Regions from separate parts of the Mus musculus genome. Here all the other regions are linked to region 3. A link is a loop called in an ENCODE intact Hi-C map of the cell type or tissue named here. Cell type or tissue: left cerebral cortex. All regions are shown on one strand. Region 1 overlaps Snx29 (sorting nexin 29). Region 2 overlaps Snx29 (sorting nexin 29). Region 3 overlaps Snx29 (sorting nexin 29).

What was found. Hi-C counts contacts between places; a loop is a spot of excess contacts. Peaks named below come from ENCODE experiments on the same cell type or tissue, not always from the same donor. Only the 100,000 strongest peaks of a DNase experiment are listed, where the experiment ranks them.
Region 1: it touches region 3 in a loop (6-fold over the local background); 8 of 42 quality-filtered maps call a loop at or near these places.
Region 2: it touches region 3 in a loop (2.8-fold over the local background); 2 of 42 quality-filtered maps call a loop at or near these places.

What each region holds. Positions count from the first base shown.
Region 1 is chr16:11,455,894-11,463,893 of GRCm38, reverse strand. All of the region lies in intron 13 of Snx29 (sorting nexin 29), which reads right to left. Among named protein-coding and RNA genes, the nearest start is that of Gm32100, 120 kb to the left of the region's middle. In left cerebral cortex, a CTCF peak has its summit at 7,013 (motif pointing left); DNase peaks (open chromatin) are centred at 3,446, 7,071, 7,455, 7,583 and 2 more places; H3K27ac peaks cover 2,324 bases.
Region 2 is chr16:11,611,970-11,619,969 of GRCm38, reverse strand. All of the region lies in intron 15 of Snx29 (sorting nexin 29), which reads right to left. Among named protein-coding and RNA genes, the nearest start is that of Gm32100, 32 kb to the right of the region's middle. In left cerebral cortex, no CTCF peak of the experiment used is centred here; DNase peaks (open chromatin) are centred at 4,186 and 7,270; H3K27ac peaks cover 477 bases.
Region 3 is chr16:11,523,129-11,531,128 of GRCm38, reverse strand. All of the region lies in intron 14 of Snx29 (sorting nexin 29), which reads right to left. Among named protein-coding and RNA genes, the nearest start is that of Gm32100, 57 kb to the left of the region's middle. In left cerebral cortex, no CTCF peak of the experiment used is centred here; DNase peaks (open chromatin) are centred at 2,998, 3,071, 3,940, 4,474 and 1 more place; H3K27ac peaks cover 1,182 bases.

The DNA.
Region 1 (8,000 bases), 67 kb after region 3:
AGACCTGTATACAGAATTGCTACCTCCTCAAAAAAGACGACACAGGTCAATGAAATGGATCACCAGGCACATGCAACCATGACTGCTATCCAGGATCACATGGTTGATGGAAATAACTGACTCCAGGAAGATGGTCTCTGACCTCCACATGTGTTCTTACACACACACACACACACACACACACACACACACACACACGCACGCACATACATACATGTGCCTGTGTGCATACCCATACATGCATGCACATACACAAGTGTATACACACACCTGCATGCATACACAATACTTTTTAAATTTAACACAAAGAACTTGGTGCTAGAGAGATGGGTCAGTGGTTAAGACCATTGGCTGCACTGTAGGACTCAGGTTTGGTTCCCAACATCCACAGAGTGATTTCCAACTCTCTGTAGCTCCAGTTCCAGAGCATCTGATGCCCTCTTCTGCCTTACTGGGCACCAGGCACTCACATGGTGCACATATTTACTTTTATTTTCTGTATAATATTCAAGAAAATATACAAAAAATAAAAGTAAATATTTTTAAGAGGAAAAGGAGGTAGGAAGAGGAGAGAGAGGAGGGAGGAGGAAGGGGAGGAGGAAGAGGAAGAAGCACTTTTTTTGCTCTGTTGAGATTTGAACCCAGAGCCTCATTCACGTTCAGCACCTTTCACTGAGCTAAAATGCCAGCTCTGGGACACATTTCCCACCTCTGATTCTCTTCCTTTGGCCTGAAGACAGATACAGTATCAGGGAATTCAGCAGCTATCCTAGACCATGAACTGACCTGAAATGTAAGCCAGAAACAGTAGAACAACACACAAGGGACACATATTCAGATGTTAACTCATTCAACAAACTCCTCCTGCATCCCAATGCCTGAGACAAAGCCCCTGACCAGATTAGGGTGTGAACACAAAGGTAGAAACAGACAAGATGAAAAGTGCCACACAAAACAAAAAGAGCAGCATAAAAAATGAGGGGAGGAAGCACTGCTCTGTGGAGTCTGAAAGACAAAGAAACAATGAGGAAAACCATGGGTACAGCAGAGGCCCTTCCCAGACAACCTGGAAAAGAGAATTGCCTCATGAGAGTGTCCAAGTGCTCAGTGCATGTGGAAGAACTCCTTGTTCCCTCTCACTAGGAATCCAGGAGGCTGGGTTCCGAGGTAAAGTTTCTCTACACTGCAGACTACTGCCTCCCACAAGGAGCAAGCACTCTTCACGGTCCTTGGTTTTCTGAGACAGAGTCTCATCTATATAGCCCAGGCTGGCCTTGAAGTCAGAATTCTCCTACCTCAGTCTCCTAAGCGCTGGGATTACAGACATTCACCACATTCCCTGTGTGAGTTTCTTTTAAATTACACTGATTATTTTATATGTTGTATGTGCATGTGTGTGTGTGTGTGTGTGTGAGAGAGAGAGAGAGAGAGAGAGAGAGAGAGAGAGAGAGAGATACATGCCTGTGCCATAGAGCACATGGGGAGGGCTTTCAAGAACTAGATTGCTATGGTCCCTTTGCAGTATGAGGTGAACGTAAAGTTCATAAATTACAGACAGCAGCAAGTGCTAGACCCTCTCTCTCAGCTGATGCTGCCACAGATCTCTGGGAACTAGAAAGTTACAAAGCCCACAGGAGAAAAGAGGGCACCTCAAGCCCCAAGTTATTCCTTAGCATTTCCTCAACAGGTCATCAGGCTTAGCCATGAGCAAGTTTACCTGCTGAACCATCTAGATGCACACGCATACACACACACACACACACACACACACCCTGTCATTCCCAAGTAGCTCACTGGGACTTTTAAAGCCAGGCAGGCAGTTTTCTGGGCCCTCCAAGTTGATTTTGGCCTTGGAGCTGAGCATTCGGTGAGGTTAAGTTTGAATCTTGTAAAGAAAAAGCATCTGAAGAAACGTCCATCTGCGCCAAAGAAAGCAGGCCGCACCCTCTGAGGGCTGCTAGCGTAGAGCCAAGTCTAGTATGTCTGAGCCTCCGCTCCACTTCATGCAAACCTGTGAATACAAACTTAGCAGCACACAAAGTCTGCAAAATTCCCGAGCACTAGACCTGACAGTTGTCTCTCTTTAAACCACATGGCTGCTGTGGCCAAAAATATCTCCCCTCCGCCAAGCTTCCTGTTGCTCACTCTGGCTCCAAAATAACAAGAAGTGGCTTGGCAGTGATGTCATACTGCCACTGTCACTGCCTGCAGGGCACTCACATGCTGACTATATTTAAGACCCAGGCTTCATGTCAGTGACACAGAAATTACCACCTTGTGAGCCAAACTGTACTGGAAAGATTTGAAAAATTACTTTCTGTGAATAGGCAGGCTGCATATGTTGCCTTCTCTCTGGGCAGAGGCAGAGCCCAGTGGACAACAGCAAAAACCTCCAGCTCCTCGTTCTCACAGTTTCCGTAGCAGCAATATCTCTCCCAATGGGTCACCTTTTCAGGCTCTCTGTTATCCCTCCACACTGCTCTGTAAGTTTAATTCTACCCTCTAGATCTTCCCGACTTCCCATTAGGAAAGGCATCCCAATGAAACACTAATGAACAGTGACCAAGCTTCCCTCCCCCGTGCACAACAAGCATAACCTGTTAGTGAGGGCTGGCTCGTATCTCCTGGTTCCAGTGAGTTTATCTCTTCTTGCTTCCGCACTTTTGTGTGGGCAAAGAGACACTTCAGATCCAACTCTCCCACTCCTCCTGGAATTGCTGTAGGCTTCTCATATCTTGATGAACTGCCTAGACGGTGGTACAGCTTTTGTGGGGAACACCTACCTGCACTGGGTACTAAGGTCTGATGGTCACACACATAATGTAAGCACATGCTTCCAAAGGCAGACGCTCACACAGATACAACTTCCTGCTCACTCTCCAGAATTCCACTCCCTCAACAAAGCCTGAATCTAAGAGAACAGTTTAGAATCAGCAAACACCCCGTGGCTTTCTCTACTGCCTGAGGTTGCTTGGGCAATGCCTAAGGCGTTCCGCCCTCCTCCCGCCACGCTATGCTCCACGTTCCCCATGGAGACGTGCCTGGAAAGCCCACACTGACCCTCACCATTGAGCCTCACTGCCTCTTTTGTTTGAGAAGAAACTTGCACATTTTCAGATCTAGAGGCAATGTTCAAGTGTTTGGCCTCTCCACCTTCCTTTCTCAGAGGGAATCTCACCAAACTCCACCTTCTAAAACTCACGAGCAGGAGTGAAACAGAGGCGAAGCAGGCAGTACCAGCACAGGCCGGAGTATGTCCTACTTAGTGCGCTAAGAAAGGTATACAGCTTGTTCCACTACAACCATATGCCTTGACTATGGCATCCCACTCCTGAGATTACACACAGAAAAGACACAGAGGGACAGAGAACTGTGACACAAGGATCTTTGCTTCAGGAGTCACCTACTGTCTCATGGAAGTGGATGCAGACTCAGCATCACATGGCTGGAAACTACTGCAAACACTGTGACATGCCACACAGCTTTAGCAATCACAGTGAACTAGGCCCACTCACAGCCTGCTCTGTTCTCTACAGTAAGACTCTATTGCAAAGAGATTGTATTAATTTGCTTTGCACTGCTGCAACATAGTGCTGAGGTGACACAGCAAATGCTTTCAACCATTCAACTTGATTTTTGATTTTGTTGTTTTCAGAGGGGATCTTGCCACATAGCTCGGGTTTGATCAAACTTACTATATAGCCCAGGCTAGCCTAGAATTTAAAATCTTCCTGCCTGAGCCTCCTGGTGCTAGGATTACAGATGTGCATTGCCTGGTTAAGAAATCATATCTTAGGGGCTGGTGAGATGGCTTAGTGGGTAAGAGCACTGAGGTCCTGAGTTCAAATCCCAGCAACCACATGGTGGCTCACAACCACCAGTAATGAGATCTGATGCTCTCTTCTGGTGATCTGAAGACAGCTACAGTGTACTTATGTATAATAATAAATAAATCTTTGGGCGGGAGAGAGCAGGGTCTAAGGGAGCGGCCCAACAAGATCGAGCAAAGGTTCTAAAAAATTCAATTCCCGACAACCACTATACAGCTACAGTATACTCACATGCATAAAATAAATAAATCTAAAAATAAAAAAGGGGGGATCATATCTGAAAGCAAGTCAACAGTTCTGGGGTAGCTTCCTGCTACAAGTGTCAGGAGAGATGGAGCTGGAAGGGAGTCTCTCCAAAGCCCCCTTAACCTCTTCAGGGGCAGCTCTGTGAGGCAGGGACCTCCCAGCAGGCCCCGCTGAGGCTCCACATCCTCTCCCAACACCACCATACTGAGGATCCCAAATCCCCCTCCAGGGAAAACTCCATCCAAACTGTAGCACAAATCATGAGTCTTCAGAAATGCTCAGACCTTCTACCATGGCAGTTGTACTCTAGGAATCAAGCTGCAGTTAATAAAGGAGTGGCTTTAGAAAAGCCTGTATGCTTGTGATACACTGTAAGAACTCAGGAAGAAGGAAAGTGACATCGTGATAAATAAAGGTGTGTCCAGACATAGTACCCCCTGTGCACAGACTCAGAGAAACAAGGTTGACTTCCTTCAAAGCTGCTGTGCACTACTGGATCAGATTTTGTAAAGTGAGTTTGAACCTAAAGGCATAAATGCCTCATCAACAATAATCTGTGTGCATGTGTGTGAAGACTCGTGTGCCACAGTGCATGTGTAGAGGTCAGAGGACACCATGTGGGCGTTCACTCTCCCCCACCACATGAGATCCAGGGATTACACTCAGGTCTCCAGGCTCAACAAGGAGCTCCTTCACCTGAGCCATCTTGCCAGTCCCCTCCAAATAAAAACTAAAGCACTAGCAGAGACTGTACCCAAGTGGGTGTCTTTAGGAACTCTTCTGTCCTCACACGTAAAGACTATCAGTCACACTTGCCTTCATTTGCTGGGGCGAGGGCTACTTAAACATGATCTGAAATCTGCATAGAAACAGAAGAAAATATAAAACACATGACACATAACTTGCAACACACAACTAAAGGTGTAAAAACTAAGCTTAGAAAATGGACTTGATGGACTAACAATGAAGACAGTGATTGATTGCATTGGGCCATGGGATTTGGGCCTCCTCCCATTTGGGGTTGGTCCACAGCTTTTACAATTGCAGGGTAATGTTTGAAAACACAGAAATAAAAACTTCCTTAAGAAGTGTCAACTAGCCAGAGATGACAGAATTCTGCTCTAGCTGAGTCTGACAGCACACCCCTGCCATGCTAGCACTAGAGAAGCTAAGGCAGGGGGGTCCCAATCAAAGACCAGACTAGACCATATAGGAAGAAAGAACCTGCCTTAAAAAGAATTCCACCTCAGAAAACACATGTGCAGTTTTAACCTGTGAACACGCAATCCGTGTTGACGGGCAAAGCATGAGCAGGCCTAGGCTTAAGTTCACATACAGATCGGTAAACAAAGTCATCCCTTAAGTTGTTTACAGCTTACTTGAAAATAAACTCTTAAGCAAAAATGAAAAATGCCAACACTTCCAAAAGAAACTAACAGTAACAAATTGACTCTCCATTTGGTTCTGAAATAAAAATATCAAGCACCTTCACCTTCCTGGATGTCACCAGCAGCCTCTGCATCCCCTGCAGAACCTCAGAAGTGCCCACCATCAGCTCAGCCTGCTGCACTTCCATCACCCAATACCTGGCAGGACATTAACATCTGGGCACCAGACCTGTGCAGTCTGGGTCTCGCCTCTAGAAAGCCTAACTTAATTAGTCTGGAAGGTGGCCTGGGCCTAATAGTTCTGTAAGCTTCCCCTGGGGACTGAAATGTGCAGCCAGAGCTAAGCAGCATGGTTAGCACTTTAACCCAGAGAATTCTTTATTAGAACGTTAGTTATGTCTGAGCAACACCAAGCCAGATGAACTCCAAAAAGTGACTGTAGCCTTGAGGTGTAGGAATAAATTACTTCCATGGTCCCAGCTCTGGCTAAGGATACCTGCAGGGGCCTCTGGGTGGCACTTATCAGCATTAACTCTTGCAAAAAAATCTATAAGAGTAAGACTGTTTCACCCTGGCTTTCCAAAGGAGAAGCATTAGGCACTAAGTGGCCATCTGCCATCCCACATCCACTGGGAACAGAGGCTCCTATGTAAATAAGTATTTCCTTAAATGGTGCCTGAGGCACCTCCCTCTACCCCAGCCTCAGACAGAGCTGACAATGGTAGCACACTCTTGTAATCCTAATATTTTCAAGGCTGAGGCAATGGGACTCTGAGTTCAAGGCCAGCCTAGGTTATACACTAAGTTCAAGAACATCAAGAACAACCTGGGCTATCTACCAAGCTTCTGCCAAAACAAAAACAAAAACCAAACAAACCCAAAGACTAAAGTAAACTGACGCAAAACTAATCCCACCCCTGCCCCACATCATGCCACACTTACACCTGAGCATGGCTGGCGCACAGAATCACTCAGCCAAATGTTTAACATCTGTGTCTATACACCCCATCCCACCCCACCCACCCCTCTTCAATTTAAACACATAGGCTCACGCAGCCATGCTCTGTTCATTTCTAACTGATAAAGCTTACCACAAAACAGCTGCTCTTTGAAGAGTTAACAAATGAACAAGGTAAACTACAGAGCCTGGAAGAACTCCGGCAGCACCAGACTACAGGTGAGCAGTTTCCACTGAGACAGATCTTTGCCTATCCTGATGCTTGGGCCTAACACACAAGTCCCGACTTATACATGGATTCCCCTGCTCTCAGCTGCAAGTTAGGGACCTGGGGCTGCTGCTGAGCATGGAGCAAAGGTGGGACTCTCAGCTCATCACACCAGACAAGTGACTCGTCCAGTAGCCTGAATGAGGGAGGCAGAGGGAAGGGTGACTGGACACAGTAGGTGCTCAGAAGATCACGTGGGGAATCAGGTCAAGAGGATGACTAAACATACATTCTGCAGTGTTTCTGCCAATGGTCCTGAGAAAAAGGACAAGGGAAAAGGCTGAGGCAGGGATTCTCTTGGTGGCAATGCTGCCCCCTTCAGGTGTGGGATAAGTAGGCATGCCTGGCGGCATAGTCAGGCCAAAATGTAGAGTAGGCTGAAGACACCATTCCTTCTGAGAGGCTGGGGCAGTACACAGTGCTGGCTCGGCCTCCTAGGGCCATCTGTAGGAGACTGGTGTAGAATCTGAACCTGGAGCCGCCTCTCACAGATGCTGACAGCCCTTCTCCTCTGGGGTCTGCTGCACTCTGCATTTTCATTCCGTATTTGCTATAAACAGCCACTCTGGTCCTCCCTCTCTATGTGCAAGCTGTGGACCAGGAAGTGCTTTATAAGCTGTGGGTTGGGCCTTATTCGCCAGATACTGAGGCCTAGTGAGGAAGTCTGAGTCTTTGCTCTAGTTTAGAGACCTGTCTTGCTCACTTCCGTACTGGAGTGACTCAGCACTTTCTGCTTAAGCCTGCCTTTGCCTAGCTACCACTGATGTAGAATAACTTTATTGGCTCTGTCAGTCACCCTATACCCTACGGCATCCTTCCCCGCCCTCTACATCATCTCACCTCACCAAAAATCCCCACCTCTTTCTTCAACCCTATATAAAGGAAAGACTGCTACAATAAAACAAGTTCCTGCTCTGACAGACTCCCGGCCTGGGTGTGTTTGTTTTGGGCTGCAACAGTCACCATCCCACTCAGCCCTGGAGAGACTAGGCTGGCCCTGCCAGCAGAGAGCTGGCATCTGTGGTTCACTCTGTCCCAGAACTATCCTAACCAATGTAGAACAGAGTCTGCTTCTATTATGAATGGCTTCTTGTTCATTTCTCTTTCACATAAACTATAAGCTAGCTTCCTAAATCACTTGTGTTATATGTATGTTATATTAGTTATGGACATTAGGAGTGTCACCAAGAATGTTTACAAAAAAGGAACAGCAAATCTGCTAGCATGAAGTCCAAAGACGGCAAAATAGATGACTAACAAGGTCACTAGAGGTCACAGTTTGTGAGACATAAACCACAGAAAGCAGCCAG
Region 2 (8,000 bases), 89 kb before region 3:
ATAACATTTATATTCCTATGAAAGGCAAATATGGGTTTACATTCTACAAGAGACCAGAGCTACTAATCATATAGGTCTCTTTTCAAGCCATTCTCTAGGTTTTTAGGATCAGCATAACAATGTAACAAATAGTATGAATAGTTTGGATCCCTGCTCTTGGTGGCCAAGCACTACACACTATGCTCTCACTGTTCTAATATTTGCTTGCTTATAGGATATTCATGTATCAAATGACAATTACATTTATCTACAACACCTCAAATCAAAACAACTCTGGATCTCCTGCTATTAAAAAATAAAAGGTGGGGGGAATATGACAGAATAGGGTCGAAGAATAGAGTCCTGAGAGTGCTTGTGAGAAAACACCAAGACAAGACAAGTCTTGTGACCTCAGTTATTTTTTTTTTCAACAAGGACTTGTTCTTGGCTTATGTTTTTGTGCCTTTCCCAGGTATAGCAGATCCGAGTGAGTTTCCTCAGATTATTCATTACAACTGGCTGCTGTTATATCCATTTGCCTCGATGGAAAAAAACACGTTTTGCCACATGTGGCTTGTCCTTGTGACTTTATTCAGGTGAGTATAAACTGTCTTAACCGGCAGAGTATAAACTGTCTGATGCTCTGAATAAAGGTGACTATTGCATGAGACTTTAGCCCGCCTCATTTTGAAGCTCCATTCTTACAGGTTTCACATTTAAAAATGTGAACAGTACAACAGAACAGAAACAGATTTGACCTAAAGGTATTTTTAAATGCTAAACACAGACAGTCAACAGAACTCCAAGGCTGCCTTCACAGTTGAAGATCTACATCCAGTAACAACGTACACCTAGTCTGGGAGCTACACCCAGGGAAAGAACTACACACATTGATACTCTACACCCAGTGATGACCTACACCCAGTGGATAGTCTATACCCAGTAGATAGTCCACACCCAGTGGATAGTCTACACACAGTAATGATCTACACCCAGTGCACGGTTTATACCCAGTGATGATCTATACCCAGTGCACAGTCTATACCCAGTGATGATCTATATCTAGTGGACAGTCTACACCCAGTAGATAGTCCACACTCAGGAGATAGTCTACACACAGTAATGATCTATGCCCAGTGCACGGTTTACACGCAGTGATGATCTACACCCAGTGCGCAGTCCATACCAAGTGATGATCTATATCTAGTGGACAGTCTGCACCCAGTGGATAGTCTACACACAGTAGAGGAGACAGTCTACACCCAGTAATGATCTACATCCAGTAAATAGTCTTCACCCACCAGAAGTACCCTTTTCTCACAAAGCAAGAGGAGAAATACCAGCTGTGCCACAGGCTATCTGTAGTTCTTTCTACAAAAATGTTTCCCATGAGGCAGGGTCTTGTGGAGACCAGGGCTGCAGCTGTGTTCAACACCATGCTTGTGGCACACTTAAGCAGTGCCTGGTACCATTGGTGCTCAGAACTCACTCACAGAATGAATGGAGAGCAAGGCACTGCAAGCAGCATAAAAAGATCACAACATGGAAAAATGGCTGCTTCTCTGCTCCTTAGCCTGTCTGTCTCCAGGATGCTCTGCCACACAAAGCATAAAGCCCATTGTGCAGTCTTTCTACTGGCCTACAGACTCTTCTTTGGGGATCTTAAAATGGACACCAGAGACACATTCAGACCCTAAGACTTTTTAAAAAGGAATAAAAGCAAGTGTGTGGGAAAAGAAGAGACACAAGACTTGAAAGCAAATGGGTCTCATGGGGACCCACCCCCTCATTCCCAACTTTGAGATCCAGGACAGCCAGCTCAATTTCCTGGACCTGAAGTTCTACTTTGTAAAAGAGGATGATGATGTTCATGCCAGGGAGGGATGGGAGTCCTAAAGAAGAGACTATAACTGTGGACATGAATGTCTAGGGACAGTAGCTACACAGCCTACAGGAGGGAGAGCAGATGAGAAGAAACATAGCAGTGGCCATAAAGAAGAGGCACAGTGAAGCAGCTGCCAACCATGCAGGCACTTGGGCAGCCTGAGCATGTGGTATACACAGGATTAGCTCTCAAGACAATGAAATGTTTTTCAGCAGAGGCAACCAGGAGCTTTCAAATATGTCATGAACCTTCTGAGCTTTCCTAAGATCAGAGAGATATACCACCAAAATTCTAGGGTCTCAGAGGGGCCCTGATGTGCCTGAGGCAATTTCTAATTCTTTTCTCTATAATGGGGACAAGGGGACCTGCTGTTCTGTCTTGTCAAGATTCCAAGCTTTAACCACAGAGGACCTGTCCCCAGAATTCCAGTGAAAGGACCTGTCACTTTCCGTGCCCTCTCCTCCACAGTTCTTCACATCCCCTCCTCGTGGACATGAGTGGCCTGCCTTCAACTTCTGCGGTAGAATGGCTTCTACCACCTTCTTACACCTTGCCCTGCTCCTCACTCTGTGAGCTCCCTGCCATCTACCAAGTCTCATCTCACTGTGAACCCTGGGCAGCCAGTCCCTCACACTGCATACAAATGGCTCATGTCAAGTCCACTTCCATGACTCCTAGTGCCTGGGCCAATGCAAGACCAACTCCAGCTCAATATAAGTGCAAACCCCCAAGCCAGACACAGTGGCACACACCTGTAATCCCAGCACTCCAGAAGCTAAGGAGGGAGGACAATAGGTTCAAAGCCAGCCTGGGTAAATGGCAAGAACCTACCTTATAGAAAAACAAATGAAACAGAGCAAAACTCCCAATGACAGCACTCGGCTCCCCATAGGACAGCCCTGTCACAGAATAGGCAGTGAATCTCATTACTACAGGCTCTCCCATGCAGGCTTGAGCCCTGCTACCCTTCCTGACTGAAGTTCACACTGCTCTCCTCTACTTCTTCCCTTGACTCTGCACCTTCATGTTCCATTCCATCTGCTTTCTTCTCTGAGTGTCCTCTGCAGAGAGACCTCCCTGAAAACCCTGGCTTTGGAAGACTCTCCCAGCACTAGGTTGTGTTTACCCAGAGCACCTTTTCCCTGCCTGTGGGGGAAGCCTCTGCTAAAACAACACAGTGACCTCTCCACCTCCAGATGTGCATACCCTGCCCTTGTGAGTATGGAGTATGGGCAGGACCTTTTCCCATTGCTTCTAGCACAGGAGAAAATGGCAAAAGCACTGGGATGCCCCTGCTTAGAGACTGTGGGATGGAGTGTCCTTCTTGCACTTGCTTATTCTCTGTTCTCCACACAACAGCACTCCACTTCTCCACTCTAACAGAGCCAGCTCTGTTGTCAGTCATTCTGTGTCAAGGAACCGAGCAGTAGCTAGCAAAAACCTGAGGCCCACAGAGGACTAGCATTAGACTCTACACCCAGACCAATCCACACATATGCTGGTTTGACAATTCTGCCACAAGTCAACAATATAGTAAGATACTATCTGAAAGCACTAATTTTTAGACAGATATCTTCAGCAGAAATAGATAACCAATTCACATTCACTAACTTACTTGTTTCTACAAAGTCTGGGCCGGGTCTGTTACACACACACTCACACACACACACACACACACACACACACACACACACACACGTGCTTCATAGAGGAACTAAGTATTTAATTTGTGAAATTAAAGTCAGCCATGTCTAGAAACCATTCATGAAATTATAACCCTAGGAGGGTCTTCAGTGGGATGCTACATACTAGTAAGGTGTCCAAATCCAGCCAGGAAAAAGAGCTGACACACTTGACAGCCACAACAATCTCTAGGTTTTGTCTTGTTTTTAGTACTGAGGGTGGATCCCAGGACCTCACACAAGCTGGGGGTGGGATACTCTGCCACTGAGCAATACCCTAACCCCTGCCCACCACACTCTAAACACACCGAGTCATGTCTGATCTCAGATGCTAAGCAGAGTTGGATCTAATTAGTACCTGGCTGGGAGAACAGCTAACCCATACTAGCTGTGCCAAGGACTCTTACCTCATCCTCTCATGGTTAAGCAGGATGATCTAGCTTGTCCTTATTTCATAGGCAAAGAAACTGAGGCCCAAAAGGAAGAACCACACAGCCAGCCAGACTGACAGCCAGCCAGACTGACAGCAAGGTCCATCTGCTCCCCAAACCTATCCAAGCTGGAGACAAGCCTGGACAAACACGTCAGCAGGGGTCAGGGGAAGCTGTAAAGAGGCATCTATCTCCTGAGGCATCTATTCTGGGGACAGAACTAGCACATGACTCAGAACTGACAGATTAATACACACATATGCTGCTTTGCAAATTTAGCCACAGAGCCACAATAAAACGTGTCTTTAAAGCAACTTGTGGAAAGAGAATGCTTAGCATTCTGGTTTCAAATGTCAAAAAAGAAATGGAGATCCACGTAGGTGGTAGAGATGGCGTGTGGCTTGAAAGGGTCTCGCCTCATCCACACTTTGGTGCTGAACCCAGGCTGAGAAGAGAATGGGAAGGACATAAGATATACTCAATTTCAACCAAGGTCCTTACGAGAAGGGCAGGTGTTGTCACTTAGGGGAGTGTACTGAACCAGATAAGCTGTCCCTCTTGGCTACAAAGAGAGGAAAGAGTTTCTCAAAGTGATTGGTGAGTGCCTAGGAAGGATGGCTGCAGGCAGAGAAATCTACATGGGTCAAGCTCAGATCTGAGGCTGGTGCTAGTCAATAAGCTAATATGGCCACGTGGGTTTACAACAGAGAAATCACTGGAAGGTCTGTCATATGCCTACTTCTCATCTACACACACACATAAACACACAAACACACCACACACACATACACACACTACATACACACAACACAAAACACACATAAATACACACATACACATCACACAACACACATAAACATACACACACACACACACACGAAAGACACCCTCTCACACACACCACACCACACACACACATACTACAACACATGCACATGTACACAACACACACACTACATAAAAACACTTGGGAGGCAGAGGCAGGTGAATTTCTGAGTTCAAGGCCAGCCTGGTCTACAGAGTGAGTCCCAGGACAGCCAGGACTGCACAGAGAAACCCTTGTCTCGGAAAAAAAAAATACGCATATACACACCACCAACCCATACCACACACATATACATACCTCCCACACATACCTCCCCCCCACACACACACACAGAGTCTCTAACTTTATCACACACCTTCCTGCAGTGTCCCCTACAACTCTTTCCCCTTACAACAAAAACTACTCTTGCCTTTGAAAGGCCTGGGAACTCAGACATGACAAGATAAACATATTTAATAAATGAAAATGTCAGTAGGGGAAGCAGCTATGAACAGACTCATTCATTCAGTGATGACTTTATGAACATGTGGCCAGCCCAGTCACATAGGGTCCCAGAGCTTGCTTTGTGAGTAAAGTTTGATAAGACAAAAGAGATGGGTGTGAAGAGAGGAGATAAAAGTTTTGCCCGTGTCTCTTCAATGCTTTGTCACTCTCTGCCTCTAGCAAGGTACTTCCCTGCATCATTCCATTGACTAGATCACATTTATCAGTGTCCTTGTGTTGAAAGGGTAACCAGGGTGGCCTTGAACTTCAACTGTCTCATTTTTCTAAATGCTGGGATTAAAGGCACACATCACCATATCCAATTTGTGCAGTGCTGAGAATTAAGCCCACGGATTTTAGCATGCTATGCAAGCACTCTACCCACTGAGCCATATCCCAAACCCAGAATTCTAAATGCATTCCAGCTGACATTAGATCCCACAATAGGCAGACCTGCCTTACCCCTATGAAAGTTCTCACAAGCTTTCTGGGGAAAGACCCTCTCCTGTCTGCTGCCATAAGGTTTGACAGGGCATCCCATGCCTAATTTCTGGTCAATATCTATCATATAAGTCCACAACATCCTTCCAGGATAGGCATATCAAAGTCCATGAGAATGAAGTCATTGGCTGAATTCTAAAAGGAAAAAAAAAAAAAGGTCCCTTTCCTCAGAGTAGGACTGCCAAGGGCCGTGAGCTCTGTAGCTGCAAAGCTTCATAAAGGAAGACAGCACACTGGAATCAGAACAGAGAGGAAGGAAGCAAGGAGGCCTCCCGGACCAGTTCTGACTTTCTAGGTCAAACCTTACCTGAAGTTGCTTCTTTAAGAGCATTCTAGAAAGACCCTTCTGGTTTAAGGTTGAGGATAAATTAGTTCCTTAGTTCATTTCAGACATCTTTTGTACTCCAAGGATCCATGTTGAGAAATGTGTGCCTTTAAGAGGTGGGGCCTAGTTAAGCCCCAGGTCAATTGAAAGCATAGCTTTGAAATAGAGTAAGATATTTCTCACAAGACCCTGGTTCTCAAGACTACTGCTAATCTAGGCATGGTGGTTTGGGGCAGGATGATTAGAAGTTTAGAGCCAGCTGGGTTACATGAGACTCTGTCTCCAAAATAAACAAGGAAGATTGCTATAAAAGCCTGAGAGTGCCTGACCCAATCTCTACAATTTCCCAATGTGGCCACAAAATTACCAACTTATAGTACAATGTATATCAAATATCAGGCTGTGTGCCTTACAGACACACAGTGTACTGTGCCTTAATAAAGATCACAGTTAAAAACTGTTTTTCAAAGAACCCTATGAATGCTAGGCAGTGGTGGCACATACCTTTAATCCCAGCACTTGGGAAGCAGAGGCAGGTGGATCTCTAAATTTAAGGCCAACCTGGTCCATGGAGCAAATTCTAGGACAGCCAGGGCTACACAGAGAAACTCTGGCTCAAAAACAAACATATAAAACCTCCATACAGCAACTTCGGGGTGAGGTGAGTGCGACATGGAAGGCAAACCTCACTTTGCATGTCAGCTCCATCATTATCAGGTGGATGACACTGGACAGGTGACACAGTCGGTGTGTCCTCTGTGAGCAAGGGGTTAAGCACCTGCGGCTGAGGTGGTTAAAAAGGTAAAGCTGACTCTGGCTGCTGTCCTCAGGCAGCACAGATATCCTCACAGCCAGGCAGGAAAGCACCCCTGGCCTTTCTCTAAGATGGGAGAACAAATAATGCCTGCTGTCTCTGAGAAGCACACAAACAGGTGCAAATGTCACACTCTAAATGCTAACCCTGGACAAAGATAACATGTCATTCCTATTACTGTTCTCAGAGGGGACAGGATTTTAAGGAATTGGTTTTATGACAACACAAAAGGCACCAGTGGAAGCCAGCAGGCCCAGCAACCTCACAGATGCAGGGCAGGCGAGAGCCTTTGTGCCACCTGCTACAAGAGCTTTTTCTTTTCCTTTTTAATTCCTGCCAAGAAGTACTCTACAGTCAGATTTATTTCAGGTTCTGTGCTGTCAGGAGGCTGGGCAGAGGCTCTATTTTCAATACCTTGGCTTTGCCCATGTCACAATAAGCTGCACACCAAAACTTTCTCCCTGAAAGCTGAAGCAATTTTGACTCATGCTAGCTACTCTGAGAGCAAGCACTGCCTTTGGGTCTGTAGAGATGACCTAATTTGATTTTATTCAGAATGTAAATATTATGGTTTTCTCCCTGTCTAAATGGTATTCTCACTTTCTCTGTTAGTTAATGGTTTCTTAAAGACATCCAGGGTTAGCCCACTGTTGCACACACAGAGCCTACAAACTGTCTTTGTGAATGTCTGTCACAGACCAACAGGGGAGGGCAGAAGCAGGCAGCCCAAGTTGCCTGGGTCCAAGTACTAACCCTACCAGTACCAAACAGGGCAGGCTTGAGCAGGTTGTACTCCTGTGGGGCTTTATCTCCACTGGTGAGTTAGATATATTTGGGATATTTCAGGAGCCAGAATCACCCCCTTGCAGGTCTAAAGCCTCCAAAGATGTCACCATATGTCACCTAAAATGACAGCAAGACGATGGACAGCCTCTCTGGAGGTAGGTCCCTAGCATGTACCACAGGAAGTACCACCCAGTTCAGTGACAATTGGAGAATTCTGTTTTCTTTGGTAAACACAGAAATATAGGAATATGTTTTCATTTTTATCCCAGGGGTAGAGATGTGGGACTG
Region 3 (8,000 bases):
TAGCTGGCCTGCAGCTTGCTATGTGAACTGGGCTGCCTTGAATTCACCAATATCTGCCTGAATCACAGAGATTGCATCCTGCTGTGCACCTCCCTAACCATCTGTAAGCCTCCAGCGCAAGCACTTGGTTGCAGACCATCTGGCATCAGAATGGGTGGCTGGCCCATGGGGAGAGAAGCAAAGAGGAAGACAAGAGGAAAAAAGGGAGGGAGACAGGGAGATGTACCGCTTGCCCCATCCATGCAAATTCCACAAGAGTGATGTCAATGCCCACTCTTGTACTCCTTGCATAGCTTGGTAACATGTGCTGGGAAGCACCGAGGACCTGCTCTTAAGATGGGCACGCTGGAGGGAGGAAGAAACTGCTTTCCTGATCGAGAGCTAAAAACTCTCAAGGGCACAGATCCAGGCAGGGTCCAGTCAGAGCCTTCATGAGCCGCTGGGCCTCTAGGAAACAAATGGAGAGCACAGCAGGAGGCTGCAGTATGGATCCCGGCCACGGAGGGCTGAAGCACAGGTGAGGAGTGAGCCAAAAGGAGAGCGACAATACAACAGTCGGGAAGGTCCCGCTGGATCTCACCCCCACTTCATCACCCAGATCTTGCCACACGGAGCAAACCACTGCTCACCAGAGAAACCCACATGATGGTTTGCTTTCAGAGTGAGGAGGAAAACATCTACAGCTGTGTTCTAGTTTGCTTTCTATTACTGTGATAAACACTATGACCAAAAGCAACTTAGACTCCAGGTCACAGTCCATCACTGAGGTAAGTGAAAGCAGGAACTCAAGCAGAAACCACGGAGGGCCACTGGTACTGGCTTACCCCGGACTCAGGTTTGCTAGCTTCCTTGCACAGCCCAGGACCACCTGCCTAAGGCAGGCACCAGTGACTGGGCTGTGGGGCTCTTCCAAATCAATCATCAATCAAAACAGCCTCTCAAAGACAGGGCCACAGGCCAAATAGATGGAAGCAATCCCTCAGTTGAGACAGCTAAAACTAGAGGACAGTCAGTGGCCTGAAAAGGCCAGCCAAGGATCTATAAGAAGACAGCACTCTACCAATCAGATACGGGCAGCCCACTCCTCTCCGAAGCATGGGAAGCTGGGAGGGGACACCCAACTCGGTCAGTTTAGCACACATAGTCCAGTCATTACAATGTCACATGGTCTTTCTGCAAACTGTGGGAAAAAAAGCATAGACAAAACAAGAAAGCAAGCAGCCTTCGGGCGAAAGGCACTGGAGCCCAGATAACCGTCCTATTAGGAGGAGGTAAGGCATAGTAGGAAGAAGTCAGGTCATAGAGGGCCACCCTCAAGATATGATTGAGCCCTTGTTATTTCCTCATACTTCCTCCTGCTGTGAGGTAAGTGGGGTCTTCCACCACAGGCTCCACACTCTGACATTCTACCTCCCCTGAGGTGCAATACACAAATGCCAACTGACCATTAACTAAAACCTCTGAACTCAGAAGCAAAGGGCTCTTACCTGCTGCAAGCTGATTGTCTTAGGTGCTGTGTCAGTGGAGGAAGCTGGCTAATTCAGCCACCCTGACACTGGTGTCTGTGTCATCTGGGAAGGTTTCAGAGGAGCAGGGTGTTTGCAGCACACCAACAAGAGGGTGATGTGGGGTAAGCAAGCTCAGAAGGACTTCCAAGTGAGGAACTGATCAACTCATACCAAAACTCAACCTGCAAGGATAGTCCAGGTTTTAAACCTTCCTTCATGTGTGTACAGATACATACGTGTGCAGTGTGCAAGTATGTGCACATGTGTATGCATGCATGTGGAGGTTAAAGGACAATTTCAAGGGTCCTTCCTTAGGCGCTGGCCACTGTGTTTCTTTAAACGGAGCCTCTCATTGGCCTGGAACTGGCCGGCAAGCTTCAGGAGCCTGCCTGTTTCAGTGCTGGCATTGCAGGCACACATCGCCATACCTAGTTTTCTCTACATGGATTTAGGAACTGAGTCAGGCACTTATGCCCATAAAATCAGCACTTCGCTGACTGAGACAGCTCACCATCATGGATTTATTATCTAAAAGCAATAGCTTAATATTAACAATATCTCTAACGTGGGTTGACATACCATGTACCAAACACACAAACCCAGCCTTGGGTTTACTGAAAGTTTGTACATATTAAGGGGAAAAGGAAGAGGAGGAAGAAGTTGAGGGTGAGAAACAGGAGAAAGAGGAAGCAGAAACAGTAGAAAACCTGAACTACTTGTACCTGAAACTTTGAGAAAAAATGTTTGCCAGCTTCTGGCCTTTGGCTTTGCAGTATAAACAGAGAGCACATGGTGACACTATCATCTGGAGATGATAAGATGTAAGGGCTGTGCACCCTTTAGAAGAAGACTACAGAGGTCAGAACTGTGTTCTACCCCCAGCTCAGCAATGTCATAAAGAAGTGCAGAATTCACCTACCTGTCCAGCATCTAAAAGACACACAGAATAGAGTCCAAATAACACAAACAGCGGCTTCAGATGCGGCTCAGCTGGCAGGTACTTGCCTAGAATACATGAATTCTTAACTGATTCTCAGCACTGCCTAAAACAGATGCAATGCTGCATGCTTGTGACCTCAGTATTTAGGAGATGCAGACAAGAATTCCAGGTCATTCTCTACTAAAAAGGAATTCTAAGGTCAACTTGGGATACATAAGACATGGTTGGTTGGAAGGAAGGAGGGAGGGAAGAATGAGTGAGCCAACAAACAAGGAGGGAAGGAAGGAAGGAAGGTTTGAGCACCTTTGGAAGGGTAAACAAAGCCCTTCCCCAAAGCATCCATCACCAGCCCCGAGAAGCTGACACCATTGTCTCACCTCCTAATCTGTGTGTGAGAGTTTAGCTAAGCTCTGACTCCTCCTTGGCTGAGTGAAGATCCTCATCACACCTAGCAATGCAGGACAAACACAGAGATTACACCAGAGCACATTTGGAGCTATGCCTGGCTGCTGGCACACGTAAATGTGGCCACACTCCACTGTTTCTCATTACCCTCTCTTCCTAAAGTTTTCTTAAGTAGACTAGGTCAAAACTGGGAAGATGGGAGAGCCAGCTACATAGCTGGTGCATGTGCATGCGAGTGCAGGGCCGGCAGTGGCAACTGCAGTAACCAGCTCGCCTCTCAGAGGCTTTGAGAAGCACAGCATGGGGTGTGAAGACATGGATACAATAAACTGAGTCAGCCTCCTTCTACTCATCCTCCATGATACCGAGAGAAGTCCAGGCATGGCGGTACAGACTTGTCATCCAAGCTACTCAGGAAGATGAGGAATGACTTCAAGTTCAAAAACAGCCTGCGCTATACAGCAAGTCTTTGAACAACCTAGATGACTTTGTGAAACTTGTCTCATAATAAGTGAAGATGGCTGGGGATGTGGCCAGTGGTGAGTGCTTGTCTACAGCTGGGGAGTGCCATGTGGTCCTGATGTCTGCCTCCAGCACAGAAAATCAAAAATGAGAATCTAAGTCAGGCAGAGTAGGCATGTCTATAATCCGAATAACCAGGAGACCGAGACAAGAGAGTCATAAGTTCAAGGACAGCCAGATATATAGAACCTTAGAGAAAGTACCGAGCTCAAACCCCCAAAACCAGGTGGTCTCCATGAGCTGGGAACGCATGCCCTGGCTGTCCTGTGCTATAAGCATGATGAGGTTCTGTCACCCAGGTGACTGTCCCAGCCCCAGGGCCCTACTTCCTGCTCCATTCCTCCCTTCCCTGTACTATCTGTTAGCAGCAAACTGCTACTCTCTTCAAGTACCTAGGATTACTACAGTGCGCCTTGCAGAAAATGCTGAGTGAACAGAGCTAAAAGGGGAGAGAAAAAGAACCTTCTCCATCCCACGATTCATGGGTGGGCAAGCGTAGCACACAAGCCCGTCACTGGCATGCCTCTGCTCCCGTGCCAGGGAGGTGCGGCTGAGCAGCAAGGCAGACTGTGCGGGAGGCATGCTCGCTGGACACCCAAGCACATGTTTATTCATTTTTAGAAAGCCTGCGGTGCCCTCCCCCTTATCCCATGAAATCTGACCATCCTACTCAGCTTCTATTCCTGTCCCTTGCTCATTTGCGTAATTTTAACACTGCAGAATATAGCTAGCCTAAGAATATTTTTTATAATTACACCCATCACAGGAACTGTCAGTATCTAATGAAGGATAATTTCAGCTATTATAAGAAGCTTAAAAGATCATTTTCATGAATAATTCGTAATATGAATCATTAAATTCAAACAATGTCAGAAATTTCAAAAAAAGAGAGAGAAAAAAAAGAAGGAAAAAAAGAAAAGAAAAGAAAAATATTTTAGGTGCCTAAAAGTCACTCTCCCTTTAAAGGCAGAGTCTGACGAGCTCGGAAACCCAAGGTTGAGTGACAGTGGGGAGGAAGTAATGTGGAGGTTGGGTTGGAGGTTTCTTCTGGCCCTGCCTATCTCTCCAGCTCAGCTCAGCCCTGCTCCTGCTGCCCACACCCAAGATGCAAGCCCTGAGCCCCTCGGCCTCCATTCTAGTGTACCTGCCCAACCCGCTTCCTCTGCCAAAACAGGAAACACCCTGGTCTGGAAACAGAATGAATGCACACAGTGCTGGCTCTGCTGGTAAATACCCTGAGCACCCAGATCCAGCCATAGCTGGTTTCAACTGTCTGCTAAAGGCGAGGGAAGTTAGAGTAAAGCGGCAGGCCTCACAGACCTTTCTAACAGCAGGATCACAGGTCTCCTGTCTAGGCTGGGCTAAAGCCCAGGAAGCGGACTGCAGGCTGGCTGCTGGGGTGGGAATGTGCTTGAATGCTGCTGGAGGGATAGTCAAGATCTAGATCTAGATGACACTGACTTCCAGGGCTGCCATCTGTCCCTATCGGAGGCACTGAGGTCTTTGTGCTCACCCCCGCCCCCACCTGCCAGCCTATACATGCAGAGAATGATTTGTGAGCAGACAGCACACCCATGGTGATTCCAATATTCTGATACCGAAAGGATGACCCAGAAAAGTTCTATTAAGTGACAGTGTTACCTGGAAAAGACAAGGCAGGTCTGGGACCTCCAATTCCTCCAAAGGTCAGCTGATAACTATTTTAGTGTGTATTTTAGAGGACACCCCCTTCCTGTCTCTGCTGGAACTATCTAGCTATACAACTGCCTCATGAAAGCAGCCATCAGTGATACTAACAAATAGGTGTGGGCATGTCACAATAGAACTAGATCTACAGTTCAAATCCCAGCACCCAGATAGCAGCTCACAGCCTATAAACTCCAGTGCCACGTAATCTAATACCCTCTGCACAAACACATATGCAAGCATGTGCTGCACAAACATACAGCCAAGGAAATATACAGAATTTTTTTTAAAAACTGGGTTTACAAACAAGGCAGCTTGTTCCCAAGCCAACCCAGTATGCTCGAATCACATTTGGAGAGAAAAATGTAGAGCAGGTACACGTATCAGAGAGCCTAAGGTCTGTCTGTGTACATTCATATGTATCATTCATTTCTGGTTACTTAGAGAACTAGAAGAGATGGGTGACTAGGGATCATTATATTGCTGTTCAAAACCTGATAAAATATTCAATTACACAAAAAAGAGAATGGGACACAAGCTACCTCAGGACTGCTCCCACTGAAGCTAGTTCTCTTGTGATAGAGTCAAATCCCAAAAAACAGCCCTCTATAATTCATACTCATGTGGGGAAAGGGGAAAAATAATAACTGAGAATCCAAGAAGATAAATTTTATGCTGTCTTCCAAAAACCAAGCCAACAAAAGATAAAGAGTAGTTTAAAGTTGTGTGACCCCAGCCTGTGACCCTCTGTTACGTGGCAGTTATTGGGGAGGAGGGGTAGGCTGAGTCTGTGCCTGTTCCAAATGACACAACAGCAGGTGTGTGTGTGTGTGTTTCAACTCTTGTCTAGAATATACTGTATATGTACCTTAGATTCAACGGAGTGTATATGTGTATGTAACTTGGATTCAACTCTATATGTAAGTATATGTGTATGTAACTTGGATTCAACTCTCATTTAAAAAAAAATAAAGCTACTAGAAAAGCATGTTTTTAAGTAGCAACAGATGTTTTTAAGTAGCCTCCATCTTGGCTGATGACCTCATGATGATGTAAGCAGCCATGTGGCTGGCACCCATCTTTACTAATGTTAAAGAGTATGTATCGTGTGAGTTAACCACCATTTTCAGATAACCACTGGGCAAATGCCACATTCAGCAGCTCTCCAAAGAGTTTGAGGGCCATTATTTATTAAGTATATTTAAACTAAGCCGGGCGTGGTGGCTCATGCCTTTAATCCCAGAACTCGGGAGACAGAGGCAGGCAGATTTCTGAGTTCGAGGCCAGCCTGGTCTACAGAGTGAGTTCCAGGACAGCCAGGGCTATACAGAAAAACCCTGTCTCGAAAAACAAACAAACAAAAAAATAAACTAAACAAAATTTGCCATTTCCTAATTATTTGCTTTAGGCTTAATTTTAAAAAATAACTATGAAAACATAAAGTTTATTACTATAACTAATTATATTAGTACTTAGCATGGTTAATGCTATTTACTTTGCCAGTCACCAGGATTTTCTCCAAACTGTAGACAAACAAGACACTAGAAAGTTGATTGCCCTGCTCTGCCTAGACAAGGTAGGCTGGCCCTCCAAGTTCCTCCTCCACAGGAAAGTCTGTCAGATCTTCTGAGCCCTCATGCTGCCTTAGCCCTCTGTCACCACTGAAATCCAGACTACCATGGAGGAACATAGAATGGCTGCCCAGGTAGCTGATGAGTCTCTGTCATGTTTAACAGGTGAGGAGCTGATTGCTCTGCATTCCCTGCTCTCTCAGGTAAAGTTTACCTTCTCAGATCCCTGATGGTGGATACAGTAGTCAGTGATAGCTCTGTCAGTTTCACAGCAGCGGCCAAGGCCTCAGCTGCCTCATGGTAAATGATTGGATAGAAAAATGCTTTAAGATATGTAAATGCAAGATATAAAAGTCTAAAAAGGTGTCTTGAGAAAGGTATATAAATGTGATTCATAAATGTATAAAGAAGTAATTAAAGATATGTTTAAAAATGAAAATGTTTTGGGTTTCATTCCCTCTCTATGCTATTGCTTCATTAAGAGCTCAAAAGTTCGGTTTTGGCATCAGTCAGTGGAGTTCTGATGAGCCATCAGTCTAGCTCTGGTAAAGCACTGACTACTACTAGAGTCACAAGCTGGAGATTTTAAATTTCCTTTGATTGTATTCTAAGTATAGACTTGAAAGTGCTTCTCTCCGTGTTAAAACATCTGTCCAGTCTACACACACCCAGCCTTCTGGATAGAGGAGTGTTCGTCTTTTTAACTCAGGGTCCCCAAGCTTCTACTATGACTCAAAGGTGTGAGACTACTGCCTTTTCCACAATGTGGATTTCAGTACAGGTTACAAACAGTGGTGATGCTGATATATCTAAAACTTATCTCTTTTTGTAAGCTCAGAAATTTTTGTAAGCCTCAGGGAATCAAGTTGAACCCACCTCTCATGGGTCAAATGGACTCCAGATAAGTACTGTCAATCAACAGCCTGTTTCCCCACCTGCCTTTTCTGGTTATTCCTGAGGGTGACCTCTCCTCCACTTTCCCTGATCTTAACATTCCCTTCTCCCAACTACCAGGACCATGGGCCTAAAAGTTTCAAAAAGACATCTAAGAAAAAAGTTTCCCCTAAACTCCTTGACTTTACCTTCTGCCCCCAATATAATATCTGTTCCAGCAACCTTAATGTTAGCTCCAGACGCTCCTTCAAACTCTGCATCCTGGACAGCTTCAAAGCGGCCAGCCCCAGGAGGTTCAGCCTGGCATCCACTGCCTGCCTGCATGTCCCTAGCCCCAGAGGTCCCACACAGCCTGGACATCAAGTGAAACAGCCTGTTCTTCCTGGGCTTGGCCTTCATCTTAGCTTGCTTGGGTGTCCAAAGATGTTGACACTCCAAGACAACAAGAAGCAGTCTAAACAGCACATTGCCTCC